Linked DNA regions of Homo sapiens: all the other regions are linked to region 1. Evidence: chromatin loops called from intact Hi-C (ENCODE). Cell type or tissue: GM12878. All regions are shown on one strand. Each heading gives the region's core, and the rest is flanking DNA. Links, peaks and the distances in the headings are about the cores only. Region 1 overlaps ERP44 (endoplasmic reticulum protein 44). Region 2 overlaps MSANTD3 (Myb/SANT DNA binding domain containing 3). Region 3 overlaps ERP44 (endoplasmic reticulum protein 44).

Region 1 (8,426 bases), core at 1,693-6,692:
TCTTAAATTTTTTTAATTTTTAATTATTTTTTGTAGAGATGAGGTCTCACTATGTTGCCCAGGTCAGTCTTGAACTCCTGAGCTCAAGCAATCCTCCCGCCTCAGCCTCCCAAAGCTGGGATTACAGTTGTGAGCCACTGTGCCTAGCCATAAAATGAATTTTTGCATGATGTATAAACAAAAAGTTTTAAAAAATTAGATCAAATAGTTCTAATGGCCTACACTACAGTGTTGTAGTCTTGAGAATGGAAAATGCCTTTTTAAAAGTTACTATTTTGGCCAGGCCCAGGGGCTCATGCCTGTAATCCCAGAAGTTTGGGAGAATGAGGCGGGTGGATCACTTGAGGTCAGGAGTTTGAGACCAGCCTGGCCAACATGGCAAGACCTTGTCTCTACTAAAAATACAAAAATTAACCAGGCATGGTGGCACATGCCTGTAATCCCAGCTATCTGGTGGCTGAGGCACGAGAATCTCTTGAACCTGGGAGGAGGAGGCTGCAGTGAACCAAGATCGTGCCAGTGCACTCCAGACTGGGTGACAGAGTGAAACCCTGACTCAACAACAACAACAACAACAACAACAACAACAACAACAACAAAGTTACTATTTCTCTAAATGTCCATCAATAGGAGACTGGCTGAATAAAGTATGGTACCCATATAATGAAGTACTAGGCTGTAATATAAAGAAATAAAAAAGATCTCTGTTTGCTGCTAAGGAGCAATCTTCAAGACAAGTTAAAAAAAAAAAAAAGCCAGGTGCAGAAGAGTGTGTACAGGTCAAATATTTTGTGTAAGAAATAGGGAGAAGAAACTTGGGGAAGAAATATAAATACATATGTATATACATGCACACATATTTACATGTCTATATATGTTTGCTTATATAGTTGTCTCTCCTCTACCCACAAAAAAAAAACACCAATGGGAGAAAATGGAGAGGTCAGGGATGAATTCCCTGACTATACTTTGGTTTTATAGTTTTGACTTTGGAACCATGGAAATGTTTAACATTAAAACAAAATGAAATTTTAAAACAATTTAATACTGTCATTGTTATTTTGAAATTAAATACATACACATATATTACAGATAAAGCACATGAGTAATCATGCTAATGCCATTAAGAATCAAGATTTTCAGCATAAGGAAAACATATATAAAACTGAGTAATTAAGTAAAAACCCTATAATTTGAATTGGAAGTACTGGTATGACCTCATGTTGTTCTCTTTCAAAAAATATACTTCTAAGCTCCTTCCACTGATAGCTATTATCAGTAAGTTAATTCCAATAAGTTTGATGATTCACATAATTCCCATGAAAATATAACTAATCAAAACTGACACTAGAAGAAACAGAAGATATAAATGGTCCTAAAATTATTGCCAGGTACAGTGACACATGCCCATAGCCCCGGCTATGGTAAGATTGAGGCAGGAGGTTTGCTCGAGCCCAGGAGTTCAAGACTAGACTGGGAAACATAGAAAGACCCCATCTCAAAAAATAATCCTACAATTATTAAAGAACCCAAATCTAATTCAAAGCCTTTCCACAAAGAAAACTCCATTCCCACACATCTTCACCAGTAAATTCTACCAAACATTTAAGGAGCCAATAATGGCAATTTTACACAAACTATTCCAGAGAATACAAAAACAGGGAACACTTCCCAACTAGTTTTTGAGGTCAACGTAATCTTCACGGGAATCCTGACAAGAAAATTATGAGAAAAAAAAAGTATTTGTTAATCTTACTCAAGAATATAGATGCAAAACTTGAATAGAAATATTAACAAACTTAGCACTACATACAAAGGATAATACATCACAATAAAGCTGGATTTAGTCTAGCACTTCAGTTTAGATAAATATTTGAAAACCAATTAATGTACATCACAACACTGACAGAATGAAAGAGACAAATTTTGTTATCTCTCAAAAGCAGAAAAACATTTGATAAAAATCTATATTCATTCATGCTTAAACACTCTTAGCAAACTAGGAAGAGAACTTCCTTAATTGAAAAAAAGGATATTTAAATAAACAACTGACTTGTGATATACTAAAAGCTGATATAACAAACAACTGAAATGGTGATATACTAACAGCTTTCATGCTGAGATCAAAAAAGAAAAAAGATGCCTGCTATCACTTCTATATAATACTGATTTGGAGTTCTTGGTCAAAATAATAATAATAATAAAAGACTGTAAAGGAAGAAATGTCATTACTTGCAGGTGTTTTTATTGAGTTCACAGAAAATCCAAAAGGGAATCTACAAATGGATTTCCATTTTCAAGCAGGGTGTAGTGGGAAGCAAAAATGTGTTGGTCCTACTGCAACAACTAGAAAAAACTTTGTATCATATTTTTAAGATACCAGAAATCATGAAAACAATGAAGACTAAAGGAACTGACATTCCAGGAAAGGAAGAACCATTCCTAAGGTAAGCAAAGATCACTAGCCATTTTCTTTCTTATAGGTTTCCTGTGTAATTTGTTTTGGAAATTAAGCCTGCAGTTGCAGATTTAGGGCTGAGAATTATACCTGCATAGGCAAGAGAAATGTCTCCAGAGGACATCTGCTGAGTGCTGGGGTGATATACAAACCTGGGGAGTTGGGTCACAAAGACGAAAAATCTCCTATGGCCTCCTGGTACTTAGGAGACAACGTCTACTTTGGAAAGGACCTGCAACCCTGTATCAAGACCACATGCAGCCAAGACATTTGCCAGATTTTGAAGCCACAAAGATTAGGAAGCATCTAGACATTAAAAGAAAAACACGAATTTTTAAGACAGACAGGAAGAAAGGTACTTGTGACATGTACTAGAGACAACTGATTAATATTCAGAATATAAAAAGAATGAACTAAAAAAAGACTACCAAAAAGATAAGTGAGTTAAAGCTATCAGTTTATGAAAGAAACACAGATTGCCAATAAACTATTACATATGTTCAGTTGTAATCAGAAAGTTACAAATTAAAACTCCCAGATAACATTTTGTCTTTCATACTGGCAAAAAATCAGTAATAATAAAAATGTTTTAAACTAAAATTCAATAATATGAAACCCTGTGAAAGTAAAATATTCCTAGTAGGTTTCATTTAGGTCCAATATTCAATGTTAATAAAGGTAAACTAGCCTAGCTGGTGCCTACTTTGTCAACAAGAAGTCAAGTAATCTTTTTTAATACCCTAAGACTTTTTAATACCCAAAGGATCTGGCAGAGAGGATATGAGATGGACTCAGAAGCAAAGAAACTAGTCTAATACAAAACATATATTTTCCACCTGTGTCCTAAGTATCAGTATGAAAATGGACAGCAAGATGCACTATAGGAGACAATATAATGCTTTCAACTTTCTAAACTTGATGAATTAGGGGGCGCAATGAGAAAGTAGTGTGCTAACAGCAAGTATGCATAAACCAGGAGTAGAATAAATAAGGTTAGAGACGGACTCTAGAGGGTCTTAAGCACTAAGCTGATGGAGTTTGAATTTTATCCAGTGTTGTGATAAGCAGCCACTGAGCTGTAGAGCTGGGCTTTCAAAAAATTCACCTGGAAGTAGTAGAGAACCAGGGAGACTAGTACTGTAATAGTTGTGGCAAAAATCACAAGAGTCTATTAACAAACATTACAATCTTTAGGTTGCTTTAAAATTCTGGTTACAGAGAGAAAAAGATTTAAAATATTTGAAAACTATTATGGGATTAGATATTCATTTGCTTCATTCTCAAACAACATCCTGGCAGCAGGTATGCTGCATAATGCAGTGGCGTTTAATTATTAAGAAGCAAAAACCTTAAAATTACATTGATCAGTAATCTCAGACATAATGCTTTTTTTTTTATTTTACAAGCTTTGGCCAAAAGTGATTTTAAGATAATTAGAATGTGACACTTTGACAATATAACAAAAAATGACTTAAGGGGTATAATAAATGGGTTTTTAAAATTAACTGGATAGATCAAATGTTAAAATGGATGTCAGAGGAATTATAAATCCCAGAAGGTTAACAGCTCACTGATTGGAAAATTAGCATATATTTTTGCTCCAATGGTCACTTACTTTTCCTTGATGGGTCCTGCCTGCCTGCCTCACTAATACCCAGCAGGGTTCCAAATGGGGAAATTGCCTCATACTCGTTTCAGCAACGTCTCTCCCTGCAATGGTTATCCATGGCAGAAAATACAAAGAGGCAGATCATTTCAACAGGAAAGTCTTATTGTTCTTCTGGTTCCAGGAGAAGGACCACTGCTGCCTATGTACTTCTTCCCATTCCCAAACTGCACCCCTCAAAACAAACAAAAAAACCCCAAAAAGACAAACATCCCCAAAAAACAAAACAAAATACCTCAACAGAAAACTAATAAGCAAAGCCTAGAAGTTCACTCAGAACTCAGGCTTAACTGCTCATCCAAATTCTGTTCTATGCACATAAAGTCTTCACTTCATATTTTCTTGTTCTTACTATGATATTTATATATAGTTCCTATAAAAAGCTTCTCAATTTCCAATAAGTAAGGTTCGAGTTGCACTGGAAGACAGGTAAGAGTAACTCAGGTATATGGGTGCATGTGCTACCTAATCAAGGACAATTACAAAGTACTTTCCTAAAAACACAAGTGTGGGTCTGTTCTGCACTGACCAGCAAGCATATGAATGCCTCTTGCTTAGTGCCATACAGCCTAAGGCCACTGGAGGTCAGCAGAGAACCTGGTCCCACCAGGGGCTGACTGATGGGACTTTCTAGATTCAAGGCAGCAAGCATGACCACCAAGGAGAATAATGAATTACGCTCCTGAATTCCCCAAATGATAAGACTGCAGAAGATAAGATGTGAAGCAAGTTGAAGCAAGGCCATGTTTTAATTGTGTGCATATGTACATGCATGTGTACATGTGTGTCTATGTGTGTTTCGAAATTTTGGAAAGCAGACAGTTACAAAGAAGAAAACAAGAACCACTTCCAACCACCACTGGAGAAAACCACTATTAACATTTTGGCTTATATTTTGGTAACTTTGAAGAAAAGTTGCTTAACTAGCAGAGATATATTTCAATTCAGAAAAAATAAACTCTGAGGTTAGTCAAATAGTAAAGTGATAGCATCAATACTTGCAGAATGGGTTTTAGCAGCTTGGAAGAAATTCCTAGAGAGAGTAGAGCATTACCAATACTCTTAATGGCATGGAGGCCAATACTGTGTAAAAAAACAAAAACAAAAACAAAAAACTCGACTCAGTTGAGAAATGATGCACAAGAGTCAGACTCTAGTTTCAGAATAACTTGAACAAATTTATTTTCCTTTTAAGGCACACACAATAATGACAGAATTTTTAAAATCTATTTCTGAGTCTAAAATAGTTTTCACAATAGGTATAAAAAAATTCTAAGTGTCCCTATCTCTCACCATAAACAAAAATCAACTCAAGATGGATTAAAGACATAAATCTAAGACCCGAAACTATAAAACCAGTAGAAGAAAACATAGGGGAAATGCTTTAGCACATTGGTCTGTGCAAAGATTTTTATGGATACTGCTTTAAATGCACAGGCAAAAAAAAAAGCAAAAATAGACAAATGGGATTTTATCAAACTAAAAAGCTTCTGTAGGGCAAGGGAAACACTCAACAGAGTGAAGAGGCAACCTGAGAATTAGTGGAAATATCTGTAAACTAATCATCTGATAAGGGATTAACATCCAGAATATACAAGCAACAACAACGACAACAAAATCCTATTTTAAAAAGGACATGGCATCTCAACAAACATTTCTCAAAAGACATACAAATGGCCAAAAAGCATGTGAAAAAAAATTGTCAGTTTCACTAATCATGTGGTTACATACAAATCGAAACCACAATGAGATATCATTTCACCCCAGTTAGAATGGCTATTAACAAAAATGTGAAAATAATTAATACTGCAGAGGATTTGGAGAAAGGGAAACATTCACATGTTGTTGATGAGACAGTAACGTAGCACAGCCACTATGGAAGACAAAATGGAGGTTCCTCAAAACCTAAAAATAGAACTACCACATGATCTAGCAATTCCATTACTGTGTATTTATCCAAAGAAAAGGAAATCAGTATAGCAAGGACATATCTGCACCACCGTGTTTACTGCAGCACTATTTACAATAGTCAAAATATGAAATCAACCTAAGTGGCCATCAACAGATGAATGGATAAAGAAAATGTGGGGCCGGGTGCGGTGGCTCATGCCTGTAATCCCAGCACTTTGGGAGACCGAGGCGGGCAGATCATGAGGTCAAGAGATTGAGACCATCCTGGCCAACATGGCGAAACCCCGTCTCTACTAAAAATACAAAAATTAGCCGGGCGTGGTGGTGCGCACCTGTAGTTCCAGCTACTCAGGAGGCTGAGGCGGGAGAATCACTTGAACCCAGAAGGCAGAGGTTGCAGTAAGCCGAGATCATGCCACTGCACTCCAGCCTGGCAACAGAGCGAGACTCAGTCTCAAAAACAAAGAAAAAAGAAAATGTGGTACATATACACAATAAAATACAACTCAGGGCTGCTCTGCCTATGGAGTAGCCATTCTTTTATTCCCTTACTTTCCTAATAAACTTGCTTTCACTTTACTCTATGGATTCACATCAAATTCTTTCTTGAGATCCAAGAATCTTCTCTAGGGGTCTGGATCAGGACTCCTTTCTGGTAATATCCTCCTGGTGAACCATGGAGGGACGATATTGAGGAAACCCCCAACCCAAAAGGAAACAGACTGCAGCACCAAATGGCCAACTCTGGGTAAGTAGTGGGGTATCCGGGTAAAGGATGGGATTGGGTTAGAGGCCCAACTGAGGGGAGTTAGAGTGTCTCCTAAAAAAGAGTGGGTTAAAGGCCCCTCTTAATAAAAGGCAAGGACATCTGGTGGAACTTGGGTTCAAGGCCCAGCTTAGGATGGTTAGAATACTTCCTAAAATTTAGGGAGTTAGAGGCCCCACTCAGTAAAGTTCCTCTCAGCTATGAATGGATTTGGCATTATGGGGAGTTAACCACTATTCTCTTTGGATTAATCTGCCTTGTACTCTTCGCTGACAGCTGTGGGTGACAGGATTAGGCATGTACAGGATCACTGGACATGGAGAGCCTTTTTTCTCCCCAAAAGGGGAAACTTGAAAGCTGGTGAGACTGTTGGAAAACCCCTTTGCAACTGACAAGTGACCGCCTGAACTTTTGATTGAGTGTCACTGCAATAAGTAGGTCTTTCTCTGGCCTCCCTGAGCACCTTGCCTTCCCCACCTTGCTGCAGGCAATGAATGCTTTTCTCCCTTTCCTATCCTCTGTGCCCTGAGACCACATGACAGCAGAGGTTGGATTAAAGATGACAGGGCCCATCTGAGGGCAAGTTTGAACCTTGCCAATTCCATATTGCATACTAAGCAGAGTGGCTACTGTAGCGAATCTGGTGTACTTTGTGCTGCAACTTTGTCTTTCTACATTGCTCTGTCATAAAGAAGAATACCTTTATGGACAGAACACGGGCTTAGGATCCCATAAGCCCAGGTTCAAGCCAGCCTGGAAAACTGGTTAATTACAGACTTTGCTGCAAGTACCTGAAAAAAAAAAATGCTGAAGTTTCCTTCTCATTTTGTTCTATGTCTTTGGGAGCTTGACCTTGTAAGAATGGGTCAGTACTTTCTGTTGGTCTCTGCCATCCAGGGAACAGGAGTTTTGGGGTCCATGTCATAGTTTGCTCAAAAAATTATCTTAAGCCATTAAAAGCCTTTGCAAGCTCAAAACTGACTGCTCTAGCCTCCTTCAGGGAAGAGCAATAGAAACTGTCCAATGCTGTAGCTTAGTAGCTAAGGCTTTGTCTTTTCACAATGGTGGCACAGGTTGAGGGTTCAATTCCTGGCTTAGGGAATAAGTCCTTTCTGGTTTGATATCTGTAAGACCTTTATCATTTGTTGACTCCCTCCCTCTCCACGAACCATCTTGAATTTTCCTTTCTCTGAGCACCTTGGAGGTTACCTTTGGTAAAGTTCAAAACCCAGAAATACTGGTCATTTGGCCTGGCTAAAGTCAGATAATAAGAAATTTAAAAGAACTGTTTTTTTTTAAGAGTGCTATGGTTAAAAGTTAGCTTAATTAAAAGCAGATATTCAAGCTCTAACAGCCTGGGATTCCCTGGGAAAAACAGAGGAGGCACGACAGACCCTGTTTTGGGAAAAACCTCTGTTTTCCTCATGAAACCCTAGAAATTAGAAATAGCTAAGATTCCTCTCAAAATCTAAGGTTCTGTTCTGTTTTGCATTATGTTATCTGACGTTTTTGACTTTGGAAGGTATCAGAAATTACTTTGAATTATGAGAGAACTACTTAAGAAATGTATTTTTGGGCATGCTTAATGGCAGTTATAGTTTAATACTTGACTCTGCACTTTTGGA
Region 2 (8,426 bases), core at 2,251-7,250, 410 kb after region 1:
GACTTTAGAGAATACCCCCTTGAGCTTTATAATTTAGAGACGAGGAATTGACAGCAAGTAAAGAAGACGTGCCAAGACAAATGTCACAAAATGAATGACAGAGTTGAGAGCAGTGCCCTGGAGTTTTCAAATGGTACAGTCGGGGAGGCTTGAGAGTACCTAGCAAAAAGGGCATCTTGATGGTGAGGGGGTTCTGAAGTGGGAGAGGGGTTGGAAAGCAAATGATGAAGCCTTGATTTCAGACTCTTCTCTGTTACTAGGGCCTTGGGAAGCCCTGTTTTGCTCTGAGCCTCAGTTTCCTCAACTGTAAAGTAAGAGGATTAGATTGAGGTCCTTCTTTAAATTTATTTATATTTTTTCTTTTTCTAAAGCTCCACTCTCAGAAGCAGTGGTAGGGTTGGGCTTTGAGGCCATGGGTCCAAGCCCATGTCCTTAACCTCTATATTATACTACCTTTTTTTTCTTGGAGACAGGGTCTTGCTCTGTCACCCTGGCTGGCATGCAGTGGCATGATCATATCTCACTGCAACCTCAACCTCCTGGGCTCAAGGGATTCTCCTGTCTTAGCCACCCTAGTAGCTGGGGCTATAGGCACATGCCACCTTGCCTGGCTAGTACTTTTAATTTTAATTTTTATAGCAATGGAGTTCTCCCATTGTTGCCTAGGCTGGTCTTGAACCCCTGGGCTCAAGCAATCCTCCTGCCTTAGGCCCAAAGTTCTGTGATTACAGATGGTGATCACCACACCTGGCCAAGGTCCTTTGTAGTTTAAAACAAAGGTTATTTTTGAGATGTTGAGTCAGGAGACAGGCAAGATACTAGGGTAGGAGACAGCCTTTCTTTAGAGCAAACGGATTGCCCATTACTTTCCAGGCCTTGCTTGTAGGGAGGGCTGCCACGTGTCCTTCAGTTCACCCACCACTTCTGAATATGTTAAGTCTTTACCTCCCGAGTTGTGGCCCTGCTTTGTCCTCAAGCTAATCTAATTTCAGTCTATTCAAGTAGGAGTTAAGGTTCCTGTTCTAGATCCCCCCAGTTTTGGAGTATGTCCCTAGGCTCATCTCTGTCACTGTGCTTATCACACTGTCTCGTCACCAGCCTATCCCACAATACATGTGCATTATGTCTTCATGGGACTCTGATGTCCTCATAGGTCTGTGATCTCCTTGATCTTAAGGAATACCATTCTCTCTGATGCCTGCACAAAGTAGGTGTTTGGTTAATCCTCATATATCCTACCTGCCTCTGCTTTCTGTTGATCCCCTACCCTACTGTGGACACATATACATCCTGCTCATTTCTTCCTTTGAAACAGTCTTTGGCTGGGTGTGGTGGCTCACACCTGTAATCCTAATCCCAACACTGGGAGGCTGAGGCAGGCTGATCACCTGAGGTCAGGAGTTTGAGATCAGCCTGGCCAACATAGAGTGAAACCCCATCTTTTCTAAAAGTACAAAAATCAGCTGAGTGTGGTGATGGGTGCCTGTAATCCTAGCTACTTGGGAAGCTGAAGCAGGAGTATTGTTTGAACCCAGGAGGCGGAGGTTGCAGTGAGCCGAGATCACGCCACTCTACTCCAGCCTGGGCGACAGAGCTAGACTCTGTCTCTCAAAAAAGAAAGAAACAGTCTTTGGTGTATACTTCCTCCTTTCCAATAACATTGTCCCCACTCAGAGTCCAGGCCTTCTCTTATCAATTATTTATCTGATGATCTTCTTCAACTCTCTCCATTCATATCCTATACATTCTTAAAGATCTAGCTCAAATGTCCTCTTGTTCATGAAGAATGCAAGTGAACCTCTTCCCTCTTCTTCATGCTCAAGGTGCTTTGTCCTCTCTTCTGGTGTCTGTTTCAGCGTGCCTCTCATTTTAGTTGTCAGTTTGTGCATGTCAGCGCTCTTTCTAGGCTGGAGGGTTCAGCCTGTCCTTGTATCTCCCACATACTCTAGAACAGTGCTGAGCCTTTGGCAGGAGTTCATTACATATTTGTTGAATTGTGTGTGTATGAAATAAAGAGCCAATAACTTGTTATATATACACACACACCATACACACACACACACACACACGTGCGCACACACACAGTATTATTCTACTTTTGGAAGCAGTTTAATATGGGTGGGAAGAGTAGAAAGAACTAAAATTGATTGAAGCTGTAGTCTGTGTTTCTTTATTCACGTTGCAGGACTTTTGCGCAGAGGGAATGAGGCAGGGCCGGGATAGCGGGGGAGTAACTCCATTTCACAGATGAAGCATTAGAGGTTGATTGACTTGCCCAAAGTCACACGGTTGGGTGAGGGGTAAAGTCAGGATTTGAGCCCGGGTTTTCTGCATCCAGTGTCTTGGTTCATTTCACCTCACTTTAAGATCAGCAGTCTATTAATGTCCTGAAGTCTGATTTTCCAGTGCCATAGCTCTTCAGTCATGGTACCCATTCTGAGTATTAACTTCAAAGAACTCCCCTTTCCACAAAGAGCAAGAGATGTGAAATCTTGACAAGTTTCTCTGTCTTTGCTCAAACTTTAGGACTTAGTTTCACCCTTGGTGGACTTAAAAATCACTAGATGGTATATTAGTCTTCTCAGGCTACCATAATAAAATACCACAGATTGTGTGGTTGAAACAACAGAAATTGGATTCTTGCAGTTCTAGAGGCTGAGAAGGCCAAGATCAAGGTGTTGGCAAGTTAGATTTCATCCTGAGATCTCTTCTGTTGGCTTGTAGGTGGTGGCCATCTTGCTGTGTGCCATCTTGCTGTGTTCTTACATGACCTCCTCTTTGTAAGCCATTGAGGGTAGCAGGGCACGCCAGCTTCCTGGTGTCTCTACTTATCAAGGCACTAACCCCACTGGACCAGGGCCCCATACTTATGTCCTTATTTAACCTTAATTGCTTCCTCAGATGCCCAGTCCCCAAATACAACCACTAGGGAATTAGGGCTTCAACATATGGATCTTGGGAGGACACAGACATTTAGTCCATAAACAGATGAATTTTTGTTTTAAGTTGGATAGTAAATGTATGCATTACAGTATTCTGGTGGTTTAGTCAATGTTAGTGTTTTGGAAATTGTGCTAATTGTTTCCTTCTTGTTCTTCTATGGGTGTTGGAATTGTGCCTTTTAATTTAGGCCTATCTATGGGTCTTTGCCTAGCCCAAGGGGAACTTCTGTTGCATCTGGATTTTGCTATTTTATTTGACCATTTCTACTTTAATGCAGCTTTTTTTCATTAAGAGATGGGGTCTCACTGTGTTGTCCAGGCTGAAGTGGGGTGACTGTTCACAGGCACAATCATAGCTCACTGTAGCCTCTAACTCCTTGGCCCAAGTGATCACCCTGCCTCAGCCTCCCAAGGAGCTGGGACTACAGGCACACCACCATACCCAGCTAATGCAGCCTTTAGTGTACTGTTTTGTCATGTATGATGCTGTGTGCATGGTGGGCTGTTTTATGCCTATATCAAAATATCTGCATTTATGAAATGTTTACTGAGCGCCTACTTTGTGAGGGTCACTGGGCTGCTTGTTGCCCTACAACCATGCATAAGAATGGATCATATACTGTCTAGCAGAACAGCAGACACAAGAGATAATGGCTCCTGAGCAGAATTGGGGACAGGGAAGTCCAGTCTATCCCTAATAAAAGTTGATGCGGCAGGGAACGCTTTTTATGTTGTCATTTATAAACAATTATGGACAATTGATGAATAGTTTTAAACAAGAGTATCCTTTCTAGCCTCAAAGTTTCTATTAATAAGCATTAATAAGCTTTGCTGGAGAGACCTCTTTGGGAAGTATTTGTTTTTGTGCTCAAGCGGAATGCCAGCATTCCCCGGAGGCATGGACCATGTTAAAGCTCCAAAAGATCTCCACAGTTACCTTTCAAACATACAGTCTTTTTGAGACAGAGTCTCACTCTGTTGCCCAGGCTGGAGTGCAATGGCTCGACTTTGGCTCACTGCAACCTCCGCCTCCCAGGTTCAAATGATTCTCCTGCCTCAGCCTCCTGAGTAGCTGGGATTACAGGCACCTGCTACCACGCCTGGCTAATTTTTTTATTTTTAGTAGAGATGGGGTTTCGCCTTATTGGCCAGGCTGGTCTTGAACTCCTGACCTCAGGTGATCCACCTGCCTCGGCCTCCCAAAGTGCTGGGATTACAGGTGTGAACCACCATGCCTGGCCCAAACATACAGTCTTACTGGATCAAGGGCGGAAATTATTTCAGAGCTCTGGTTAGAGTGAGGAAGGTACACGTGGGAGGATTATGGGCCCTAAGTTTGAAATCGAGAGGAGGTGATGGAGGGAGGGAAATGAGTGGGGGAAGAGCCAACAGATGGAGACACACTCCACCTAAATTGCCCTACCCTGGGCCCTTTCCCGGCTGATGATTAGAGTGTTAATGCCCATACTTTGAGGAGGGGAATAGAGGCTATCACTAGGTCTGAAACAAGAGAGCTAAGCAGAGCAGAGAGGAGCATGAGCATTGGAGTAAGTCAGACCACTTACTATTTTGTGACCAGAGTAAGTTACTGAGCCACAGTTTTCTTATCTGGGAAATGGGAATGGTAATTGGTTAAGGGAGATAAACAGCCTATTTCACAAGGCTGTTGAAAATCCATAAGGAACCTTTGGGGTACATTGCCTTGTATCAGAATCCCTTTATAGCCAGGCAGAATGCAACCGCAAGGCCCAGTGAGGCCTGCTGTTCTACAAAATTAAGCAAAGTAAATTGGTAACTTTGGATTTACTTAGCTAGTGATTAAATAACAGTTTAGTTAATAGGCTATTAATGGTCCCCAGGTGTTGGTAATTCTGAGCATTTGCTTTTAAGAGCAGTCGTATAATTTCTTCTGGTACTTTATATATGTAAATTTATATATACATGCATATGTATATGTATTTTTAACAGAAAACATTGAAGTATAACAAACTGTGCTCTCAGAGGCTATTTTTGGGAGGGTTAAATGATATTGTGCATATTAAACATTTGTTACGCCTACAGTAAGGGCTCAATACAAGTTATCTGCTATTATATTATTGCTATCATTATTATTACTCTGAGACTCAACTGGCCACATGTAGGGCAAGAACCTTTGTGAAATTTAGACTCCCCACAAGTCCACCACCACCTAGTGGCAGCTAGAGGTACTGCACACATCTTGAGGAAGAATTACATTGCTTGGAATTAATTCCATGTAATTTCAGTCCCACCAAGGATCACAGGACCTTTGTTCAGAGTGTGGCTTACTTACCTCAGAGCTGAAATTCATATATCATTAATCAATGAAGTGACATTTTTTACTTCCACAGTTGGCACAGAATAAAAAAACAAAATAGGGAGATGGACATGCTCATGTGCTGTTAATAGAAATGTAATTGGTGCAACATTTTACAAGGACAAGTTGGGGATATAACATAAGTCTTAAGTGTTTTTATCTTTTGGTGGAGAAGTCCTAGGAATTTATCTTGAAGAACTAAAATAGAAAAAAGAGATTTATTTAGAAAGTGTGTGTGTGTGTGTGTACACACACATATAATGTATATGTAAAAGAGCATTACATATAACAACAAAATGGGGAGTAATCCTTTTTTCATTTGTGAATCAGAGTTCTTAATCCTTACAGCAGCAATTCTTAGAAGTGGGGAAAGTTGGCATATTGACATCTGGAGCAGAGACATTGAGGTTAGGGAATTGGATCAGAATCTGCTGTGTAAGCTGTGTAATTTAAGAACAGGCAGTGTACCTATTGATTTCCTAACAAAAACTACAGAAAGTTAAGCTGGACATAGACATCTTGGCAGATAGAGATAATACAGAAGAGAGATATTGTACAGGGTGTATGTTAATAAATTTCAGTTTGGGGAACATTGATTCATAGGGAATAAAAGTATGGGTGAAGGTAAAAAATTAATTTGGGACCTTTGAGGAAGAAGGAGCCTGGATTGGGTATCATTGTATGGATATTAGAGCAACATGATCAAAACAGAAGCATGGGAATTTAGCATTATAGGGACACATCCCCAAAGATAAATGTCCGCTCATTTAGCTTTGCTCAGGATCTGAGGGCCAAACCACCTTTGACATGTGTCCGAACCTCCCAGTGTCTGATACCTGATGTGTCCAGTATGAATGTAGAGCAGGGTACCTGGTATTTGGAGATACGGATTACCCTCGTACTTCATTCTATTAATAACAACTTTTAGGATGAGGCAGTGCGTAGTGAGAGACCGTGATCAGGTTCTGTCACCCTCATGTAAAGACCACACTCCTTGGCGTCAATTTGAAGGGTCTCTGATCTGGCCCAGTCCTCTCCAGCCTCAGTCAAACAGATTTCAGCCATTCACAACTACAGAAACCCCTTCCCAGGCATAGTGCGTGAGTAGCCGGCTTGAAATAGTGTGATTCAAAATTAGTGTACTGTAAACTTAAAAGTCACAGCCTCCCCTGCTTAATTTTTTATTATGGAATTTTAAAACATAACAAAGGTTGAGAAAATAATGAATCCTTGTGTACATATGACCTTTGATTTCAAATTATTCCATTTTTGGCTTGTGGGGCTCTTTTCAAGTTGGTTCCTAATTTTTTTTTTTTTAATTTTTTTTTCGAGACAGAGTCTTGCTCTGTCATCCAGGCTGGAGTGCAGTGGCGCGATCTCAGCTCACTGCAAGCTCCGCCCCCCGGGGTCAAGCAATTCTCCTGCCTCAGCCTCCCGAATAGCTGGGACTACAGGCGTCTGCCACCACTCCCAGCTAATTTTTTTTTTTTTTTTGTAATTTTAGTAGAGACGGGGTTTCACTGTGTTAGCCAGGATGGTCTCCATCTCCTGACCTCGTGATCCGCCCGCCTCAGCCTCCCAAAGTCCTGGGATTACAGGTGTGAGCCATTACGCCTGCCCAGTTCCTAATTTTTTGACATGATTGGTCAGTTTTAAATGGACTGCCTCATCAGTATCTTGATGCATGCCTGTTACTCTGAGAAATCAGAGGCTTGGAGAATGTAAGAAGGACTGGGAATACGTAGGCCCTTCCCAACTAGGGGAACGATAATGCTTACTTTATTGCCGCAGTCAGTGTTGCTTAGCTACATTTTTGCCGTAACATATTTGAGAGGTTAATTTTATAGGAAGCTTTCTGTGATTGAAAGATATGGGAATAGCGTGCAGTCCTAAAACACACATAGGTTTCATACACTTCACTGGAAGAAGACATTCACTAAGCACCTGTTGTGTGAAACATGCTGACCCGGCACTGTAGAGGATGACAAAGTGACTTATGGGAATCATGGTTGAATCATTTGGAGTGACCCAAGGCAAGAGGCCGAGAAACAGCTGTGGAATGATTCTAAGAATACCAGACTCCTAGGGCAGTCCAAGCTCTGGACTTTCTATGTCACCATCTTTGTGATCTTGTGCAATCCACTTCACCTTTCTGACCCTTTCTTCTCTCAGCTGGAAAGAGACTTGAGGAATGTAAAGAGGGACACTGGACTCAGTCTCTTAAGTGCCTAGGCCCTTTCACATCTGAAATTACATACATTGTTTACTTAGGATTTTAAAAAACAGCCCGCATACCTGAAGGATCACAGACTCCAACCCCTCATTTTAAAGATGAAAAAACTGAGGTTGCCATTGCTCCAGGTACATGCCACAGAGTGATGAAAACGTCAAATTTTTTTTTTTTTTTTTTTGAGACAGTGTCTCCTTTGTCATCCAGGCTGGAGTGCGGTGGTGCAAACATGGCTCACTGTAGCCTCGACCTCCTGGGCTCAAGCAGTCCTCCTACCTCAGCCTCCCAAGTAGCTGGGATTACAGGTGCATGCCACCACACCTGGCTATTTTTTTTTCTTCTTTTTCTTCCCTTTTTTTTTTTTTTTTTTTTTTTTTTTAGAGACAGGGTTTTGCCTTGTTGCCCATGCTAGTCTCGAACTCCTGGGCTCAAGCAATTTACCTACCTCAGCCTCCCAAAGTGCTGGGATTACAGGTGTGAGCCACTGTGCCCGGCTGTACATCTTTTTTTTTTTTTTTTTTTTTTGAGATGGAGTCTCACTCTGTCACCCAGGCTGGATTGCAGTGGCACGATCTTGGCTCACTGCAACCTCCACCTCCCGGGTTCAAGTAGTTCTCCTGCCTCAGCCTCCTGACTAGCTGGGATTACAGGCGCACGCCACCACGCCCAGCTAATTTTTGTATTTTTAGTAGAGATGGGGTTTCACCATGCTGGTCAGGCTGGTCTGGAACTCCTGACCTCGTGGTCCGCCTGCCTCAGCCTCCCACATCATATTTTATATTTGAGTACACGGTGGCTTCTTTTGTCCTCAGCTGTGACAAAAGTTTTGGAAAGCTGTTTAGTTCTAAAACTGGCTAACATGATTTGGGGGAATAATCAGTTCCCTAATATTAAAGAAAAATCAATTAACAAATCAGAG
Region 3 (8,426 bases), core at 1,596-6,595, 57 kb after region 1:
AAAGATGAGTATCCTGCCAGTATGTAGAATGACACACATTGAGGAATATAAGATTTAATTATAGTGATTACCAATATAAGAAAAAAAGCTTCCTATATATGAAAAGAACTACTTTTCAAAATAAACAAAAAACCTAGATTGCATAGTAAAATATATTTAGAAAAACTGAAAAAAAAATATGAAAATCAAGACTAAATACATCTATATCAGTAATTATAAAAGAATTTATATCAGTAATTATAAAAGGTTTAACTGATCTATTAAAAGTTTTCATAGTAGGTCACAGAGTAAAACCCAACTCTATTCTGAAAACAAGAGATATACCTATAAAAGATAGTAATTCCAACAGGTTGGAAATTAAAAAATAAATAAAATAATACTAGCAAATGCAAATAATGGAAAAGCTGGGGGATACCCATCTTTAGTTACTAAACAAAGTGGAATGGGGCCAAAAAGCATTTAATAAGACAAAAAGAAAAGGGCTCTTTCAAAAGCTAACAGCACAATTTACAATGACAGTGTAATAGTTGTAAACATCTATATGCGAAATAGCACAGCAGCAACATCTGTAAAGCAGAAATTATGGGAGATACAAGTAGAAAGAGAAATGAATCTGTAACATAAATTTTAATTTACTTCTCTCATTTCAATGACAGATCAAGTAAAAAAAAAACCATAAATATTAATAAAAATGACCTAAGTGAGATTTATTAATGTTAAATCTGATATAATCATCTCAATAGATGCTAAAAAGGTATTTGACAAAGTCCAACAGCATTCCTGATTTAAAATGCTAGTCACTTAACAGAAAAAATATACATCTGTCTCAGCCCAAAGCCATAATCACGTCTATTGGGGAAATACTAAAGGCATTATTACTAAATTTAGAACAAGACAGGAATGTCATTAAGAACACCATTATTTAACATTCATTTAACATTTTTGGAAGTACAAGACAAAGCAATTAGGAAAAACGTTGTAGGTATAAAAATGAGAAAGGAGGAGATAAAATTGCCACTCACTGCAAATCACATAACTGCATACATGACAACCAAAAACAAATTAACTAAAATAACACCACAAACAGTTAGAGACTGTGTATCAGAGTATAAGATTAATATACAAAATTAATAACATACACACACACAAAACAACTAGAGTATATAATAGAAGAGGAAAAAAGCCTATTTGTAATGCAACAAAAAAGGAACCAAATATCTAGGAATAAACAAAAAAATGTAAAAAAGCAAAAAAACTTTTAAATTATCCCAAAGGACATAAAAGGACACTTGAGCTTGTAGAAATATACACCACCTTCATGAACAGGAAACATCATAGAGCAGTCAAGCCTCCCTCAGTTAAAATATACATGCAATGTAATGAATAAAATACCAAAATGTTTTTTTAAACCAAAAAAGCCCATTCTAAAATATAAGCAGAAAACCACCATGGCACATGTATACCTATGTAACAAACCTGCACATTCAGCACATGTATCCCAGAACTTAGAGTGAAATATAAAAAATAATATATATATATATATATGCAGAAAAAAGGAACTGAAGATAAAGTCCACTAATAACCCCAAATAAAGACATGCTATACACCTCAAGTCAGAGAGAAAAGACAGGCACTTCAATAAACTGGTTTGGAACAACAGGCAGCCACCTGAAAAAACATATACAGTCGTCCATGGGTACCTACAGGAGATTGGTACCAGGACACTCCACCAAAATCCATGCATGCTCAGGACCCACAATTAGCCCTGTGGAACCCATAGATACAAAAAATTGGTCCTCCACATCCTCAGGCTTCGCATTCTATGAATACAGTATTTTAGATCTGCATTTGGCTGTGGACGTGAAACTTGCCAGATATGGAGGGCCTACTGTAGGAAAAAAAAAAAAAATCCACGTATAAGTAGATCCATGCAGTTCAAACCTATATTGTTCAAGGGGTTAACTGTATATTAAAAAGCATGCTCTAAATCCTCATGAGAATATATTTCAAATAAATATAAAGATTTACATATTTCCAATGAAACCACAAAAGTAGCCAAAGAAAATACATGAGAATTACTTTCAAATCTTGGAATGGAGAAGGAATTTCTAATTATGAATCATAACCCAAAGCCATAAAAGATTGATGAAACCACAAACACAAGCACACTTACTACACAAAACCACATAACAAATAATAGAAAGAATGAATAAACAAAAGAAAGAGAAAAGAAACTGAGAAAACATAAAAAGAATTTCCCTAAATTATAAAAAGCTCTGGAAATGGGTAAGGAAAAGACAACATCCCAATAAAAAAAAAGGTGAACAAAGATGATGAACATATAATGCTATTCACTGTAATATTATTTGTAATAGCAAAAGATTGGAAACAACCTGAATATTCATCAACTAGATAGTGGATAAATTACAATGCATCAATACAATGGAATTCTATGCCACTATGAAAATAAAAATAAGGACATTCTCTATGTACTAATGGAAAGACCTCCAAAATACATTATTAAAGGAAAAAAGCAAGGTGTATATAAAATAGACCACTGAAAGCCAGATAGGGGGGTTGATATCAGCTACAGCAAAAAATAAAAAGCCATGAGAAGGGTTGAAAGTACAATGAGTCAAAAAGTGTAAGACTTCAAACCTAGGTGACTGAGAACTGAAAGGGAAGACTATTTGAGAGAAAAGAATTTCTGTGCAGTCACAGATCTACTTCAATTTCACTAGTACATGCCTTGCTCCAGTCAATGGGAAAATAGCTGTCAGAAGATGAGACACCTTCTACCAATTAGCATGGGAAATTTGGAAATCGTGTTTGACTACCTTTTACACCCAGGACTAATGCATCAAGAAAGTAACACTGCCCAAGGCACTAATAAAAGCACTAACAGGCTCCTAGCTACTCCAATCTATAGAGATGCAAAAGTGAAATTGAATAGTGGTTATGAATTAAAATGACTGGCTATCAAGATGCAATAGGACGGGAGAAAAGCTCTAAGATAGTACATTAGAGAGTATCCACATTTATCTCCTTACGGTCTTCTGTCCCTTAAATGTAGATATTTTTCCCTTTTCCACCCCGTGAAAAAGCAAGAGAAAACAGTCAGATACAGAGGGAAAGACAGACGGACAGACAGATGGAACTACTGGAGCATAAAAGAACCAGAGAAAATAGCCTAACAGGGAAGAATGAGGTAGTTAACAGTAGGAAATGCTCTCAGAGTCTTACAGAAGACTTACCAAAGGATATTATAATTTGTAATTAGGAAGCTACTCCAACCTAGGGAATACATCACAGTCACTTAAAAAGTTAAATCATGTATGATAGCCTCCAGTATGTCAGACAACACGCTCTTCTATTTATAATCTTTCTAACTACAAACTTAAAAGTTTTCACAGATGCAAATCAAGCAAAACCACATTGACTCTGCCTGTCACCAACAGATAAAATTAGCCATCCCTTGTACAATGTGCCACTCTGGACTTATGCACAAGGGCATTAACAAACACCATTTCAGAACCTAAACATAAAGAGGATGACTGTGTATACTTTTAAATGATTTCCAACCAAACTTGTTTTGCTTTAATGGTATTGGTTTTAATTACCTAAAATATCTGACTGATATGAATTACTTCATTACCTGACAATGGGTTAATAAACTGATAATAATACAAGAGTTCATATTTCTCTTAAAAGAAATTGTGCCCTGAAGACACCCTTGTTGCTTCTTTAAACTAAAAACCATTTAAACAACCTGAATAAAAGTGCATTTAAAGATACCAAGAAAACATCTTTTATCCTATTTTTACAATATTCCAGAATATTTATTAACTAATACTTCAAAGTAATATTCAAAAATAAGTGACAGACTCTCCGAAAATCGTATCATACGGAACTATGGATAAAGCTCCCTGCTTATTTCCTTAAATACCACAATCCGTTTTGCATTAGAAGTAAGAGCTAAAGATAATCCAGAGACACTAGATACTACTGTAGAAAGGGGTATTCCCCAAATAAAGTAAGCTAAGAAAGGCATCAACCACAAAAAGCTAAGGCAACAAACACAACAGCCTTACCACAATTAACTAATTCAGTCATACTAGCCAGGTGGTTTATCTTGCCTCATGGTACAAATGAAGAAGAAAAACAGAACCCTCTGATTATTTTGCTACAGGATATTGGATACTTCTCAGAATTAAAAGCTATTAAAATTTACTGAGGGCTCGGTTATTATATATTTTAAAACACTTTTTTATTCAAGACAATAACTAGTGTGTATCAAGGAAGTCTTTATAATTTTACTTATCGTTGTAGAATGGAAAATACAATTTACCCTCCTCTTTTAACCAACTCTCCATCTTTCCAATGGTAGGTATATGTGTAACTATTAATGAGATCAGAAAAGCAAGACCATATAATGAACTTTTCTTTATCTCAAATTAAAATATCCATCATAATCAATCTTATCTGCCAACAGGTTCTCACCAAATACCTTCATTACAGTATCTAAACTTAAATAGATTTGTTAAATCCCCAGTTTCATCAAGTCTATAAACAGATTTAGCTTAAGGGCCAAAACTTACTAAAAGTAGTAAATACTACATATGCTTTTGTGTAAAAAAACTATACCCCCATGGAAGCAATATTCCAGACCACAGAACTATGATAACTATGGTGTACGTAAGTTAAGGTTACAGGAGCAAATGAAACTGCATAACTACCAATTTGAAATCTTCCACACTGGCTGGGTGCAGTGGCTCACGCCTGTAATCCCAGCACTTTGGGAGGCCGAGGCAGGTGGATCACCTGAGATCAGGAGTTCGAGACCAGCCTGGCCAACATGGTGAAACCTCGTCTCTACTAAAAATACAAAATTAGCTGGACATGGTGGCGCATGCCTGTAATCTCAGCTACTTGGGAGGCTGAGGTAGGAGAACTGCTTGAACCTGGGAGGCAGAAGTTGCAGTGAGCCAAGATCATGCCATTGCACTCTAGCCTGGGCAACAAGAGCGAAACTCTGTCTCAAAAACAAAACAAAAAATCTTCCACACTTAAACGGAATTTTTATTTTTTCATATTTTCAGTAATGAGAAATCTGCAGTATAATCTACTCTTTCCTTACTAAATTCAACTAGAGAAAGATTATATTTTTCTAAAGATTTGTCATCATTTTCCATATACCTAGTCAATTACAACAGTCAGAGATAATCTTTTTTGAATGATTTTGAATGTTCAAGGTAATAGAAACGATGTTTTTCTATGTAGTGCAAATGATACCTTTCAAACAGCAGGGCATAACGCATGTTTCCTCACTTTCATTTATACCACTTACAGGAATTTATTTGCTTTTGTATTAAAAGCTGAAATGCATATCAAGTTAGATTTTTATTTCTATCAATCATAATTATAGTTGTCACTATTTTGATAAGGCTATGTCATAACTTACCAAAGGAAAGAGACAAGTTAACAAATACTTTAAGAAACCACTAATATCTAGACTTGACTTTTAAAATTAAAAGCCTCACCCATTTACTCATTTCAGAGAGTCAAAAGATAACAATCACAGAAGGATGGTCAGCACAAGCACTATCCTTTTCTAAGGTGCTTTCTCCATTTCACAACGACTCCATTCACTTAACAACATTTCCTTCTCTACTATTACTTTACAAACAAGTATCTCCTACATGCCAGACATCATACAATGTCCTTTACATACATTATATCTCAATCTCACAATCTTGCAGAATTATTATTCCCACTTTTAGAAAAACTGATATTCAAAAAGATAAAGAAATTTGCCTACTATCACAACAGCTAAAAAGAGAGGGAGCTAGGAATGAAGCAGGTCTTTCCAGCTTCAAAGTCACTCTACCTTCTAGTACTCTCAGTTACCCCAGAAATCCAGACCATAGAACTACTTCCATAATTGATCAACTCTCCCTGAAAGGGAAATACATTGCACACCTAGCCTTCTGGGGAAAGAATCCACACAACAAACACATGTTTGAAGCATCCACAAATATTTTAATCTAACAGTATCTTCTATCAACAGTTTACAAACATGTATATTATCTCTTTAAATCATCATAGCAACTCTGAACGTGAAGTAGGAATTACATTATCCCTATTTTATAAATAAAAAAAAAAACTTTGCAGTCTCTGGCATACAGTAAAAGGGAGAATATTTATTAAATGAATAAGATTCAAATAAGCTAAGTGACGTGTCCAAATTAATGGCAGAACAGAATTCAAACCCTAATCTCCTTTAATTCTAAAACCAATGGACTATACGACAAAACACAACTCCCTCCATAAGCTTTTTTCAAAATAATATAACAAATTTATGTATAACACTAATTAAAATACAGTTATAAAACAGAGCTAAGCTGATAACTTATTCACTTAACAGTCACATTTTTAAGCTGTTTTTGTTGGCATAATGACAATGTAATTATTAGGATAAGAAGACCACAGACCACAAAGGCCGGAAGCTGGTCAAGTGAACTCATTACATCAGTGCACACAATTTTAATACCATTGGACAGACAACTTGAAAGTTTCAAAAAAAGGGTATCTATTTAGTCATTCATTCATTCACTCAGTCCCTCATCTTAACATTTATTGAACACCTATTATGTGGCAAAAACCAGGAGAGTTTAGTTTCTTATAATGCACTACAGACACATTCAGTCTCATTAGCTGCCCCAGAACTAAGCAGGAGAGGTCTTTATCTCTATCTGATATGTGAGAAAATGGAAACTCAGAAAGGTTAAATAACTTTTTGAAGTTACATGGTCAAGCTAGGAGTTATTTCCAAGTGGTAGAATACATCTAAGCATGTGGTATCTTTTCTTTCTATATTTCTATGAACCAGAAGTCTACCACTCTACATCAGGATTAAACAAAAAGAGCCCAATCTTATATTGTTCAAAATATACACATTACTATTAAAAATCCATACGCATATGCACAGAATAAAACCGAAAGGAAATACACTAAAATGTTATCAGTGGTTAGTGTACGCATTTTTTTCTTCATTATGCTTTTCTGTACCATGAAAGTGTTATCACTTTCGGGAATCAAAAAACACGTCAGGAAATCTTTTGGTTTAACATTTTAAGTTACTACAACAGTATTTTTCACACTGCAAGTTGGGACCCCTCCTGTAACAGAGAATCAAAACAACAAAGGCTACTCCCAACAGAGGCAAATGGGGCAAGGCTGAAGAGATCAATAATATCAGCCACCCAGTTAGGAAGTTCTTCCCTACTGAGTCAGATCAGCAATTTTTAAAAAATAAAATAAAGCACAGAATAGAAAAAGAAAAACAATTATCAGTAAACAACATACATAGTAAGGGCAAGTACACTTTTGCAAAATATGTTTTAACTAAATGACTTCATCTTCTAATATGCTGTATCTTATTCACTATATGACAATCACGCTGCTCTCCTTGCTATTTCTTGAATATGCCTGGGACACTCCCACATTAGGGGCTTTGCACTGACTAACGGCCCTGCCTGGAAGGCTCTTCTTCCAGGAAATCCAAATGACTAACTCCCTCACTTGCTTCAAGGCTCACCTGTCCCGTGATGCTTACAAACTACAACTCCCCTAATACACTCCTGATCCTTCTCACGTAAGCCCTACCTTTTCTTTTTCCACAGTACTTAAATTGTTATTAAGCATTTACTCTATAATAAGGCATTGTACAACAAACTGAGATCTAAGAATGAGAAAAGGGGATACCTTTCACCACTTTTTGTTTCATAAAATCATAATAGTAGCATGGAATAACACCACCACTTAGGAGTCAGACATAATACCAGTATTATTCCTCAGAAGTTAATAGGAAAATAGAGATGTTAAGAAGAAAGAAGGGTGGTGAGTAGCAGATCCAAGATTTGGGCCCAAATCCCTGATCCCTAAACTAAATATTCTTCTAAAAGTTTTCTCTTTAGTCTATATATATTCAAGCGATCATTAAGGGAAAGAAATACTTCGAATATTCCAGAAGATATCCTAAAACCAGAGTACAGGTACAAATAAACAAACTGGATGATTTCTGAAACAAATAAGATACATGCTTTAAAAATGTAGCACAGTCTTTACATTAGTCCCCTTTATCCAACCATGATCTGAAAACATTAAATGGAAAATTCCAGAAATAAACACTTTATAAGTTTTAAATTGCATGCAGTTCTAAGTAGTGTGATGAAGTCTCATACCATCTTGCTTCAAATTAGGTGGGATGTGAATCATCCTTTTGTCCAGCATATTCCCACTGCAGACATAACCCGCCCCTTATCAACTGTAGTGGTACTGGAATCACAATACTTGTGTTCAAAAACCCATACTTTACTTAATAATGGCTCCAAAGCACAAGAGTAGTGATGCTGGCAATTAAGATA

What was found. Hi-C counts contacts between places; a loop is a spot of excess contacts. Peaks named below come from ENCODE experiments on the same cell type or tissue, not always from the same donor. Only the 100,000 strongest peaks of a DNase experiment are listed, where the experiment ranks them.
Region 2: a loop joins it to region 1, with 4 times the contacts of the local background. A loop is called at or near these places in 11 of 110 quality-filtered maps.
Region 3: it touches region 1 in a loop (5-fold over the local background); 22 of 110 quality-filtered maps call a loop at or near these places.

What each region holds. Positions count from the first base shown.
Region 1 is chr9:100,023,596-100,032,021 of GRCh38, forward strand. The region is part of intron 4 of ERP44 (endoplasmic reticulum protein 44); the gene reads right to left. LOC105376176 (a long non-coding RNA gene) reads left to right here. Exons shown (of 3, transcript XR_001746547.2): 3 at 2,377-8,426. Among named protein-coding and RNA genes, the nearest start is that of ERP44, 71 kb to the right of the region's middle. In GM12878, for the core only: a CTCF peak has its summit at 4,714 (motif pointing right); a DNase peak (open chromatin) is centred at 4,746; H3K27ac peaks cover 1,317 bases.
Region 2 is chr9:100,432,922-100,441,347 of GRCh38, forward strand. All of the region lies in intron 1 of MSANTD3 (Myb/SANT DNA binding domain containing 3), which reads left to right. Among named protein-coding and RNA genes, the nearest start is that of MSANTD3-TMEFF1, 4.8 kb to the right of the region's middle. In GM12878, for the core only: a CTCF peak has its summit at 5,132 (motif pointing left); a DNase peak (open chromatin) is centred at 5,131.
Region 3 is chr9:100,080,861-100,089,286 of GRCh38, forward strand. All of the region lies in intron 1 of ERP44 (endoplasmic reticulum protein 44), which reads right to left. Among named protein-coding and RNA genes, the nearest start is that of ERP44, 14 kb to the right of the region's middle. RefSeq lists an enhancer at 3,102-3,181. In GM12878, for the core only: no CTCF peak of the experiment used is centred there; DNase peaks (open chromatin) are centred at 2,732, 3,431 and 4,051; H3K4me3 peaks cover 2,004 bases; H3K27ac peaks cover 3,489 bases.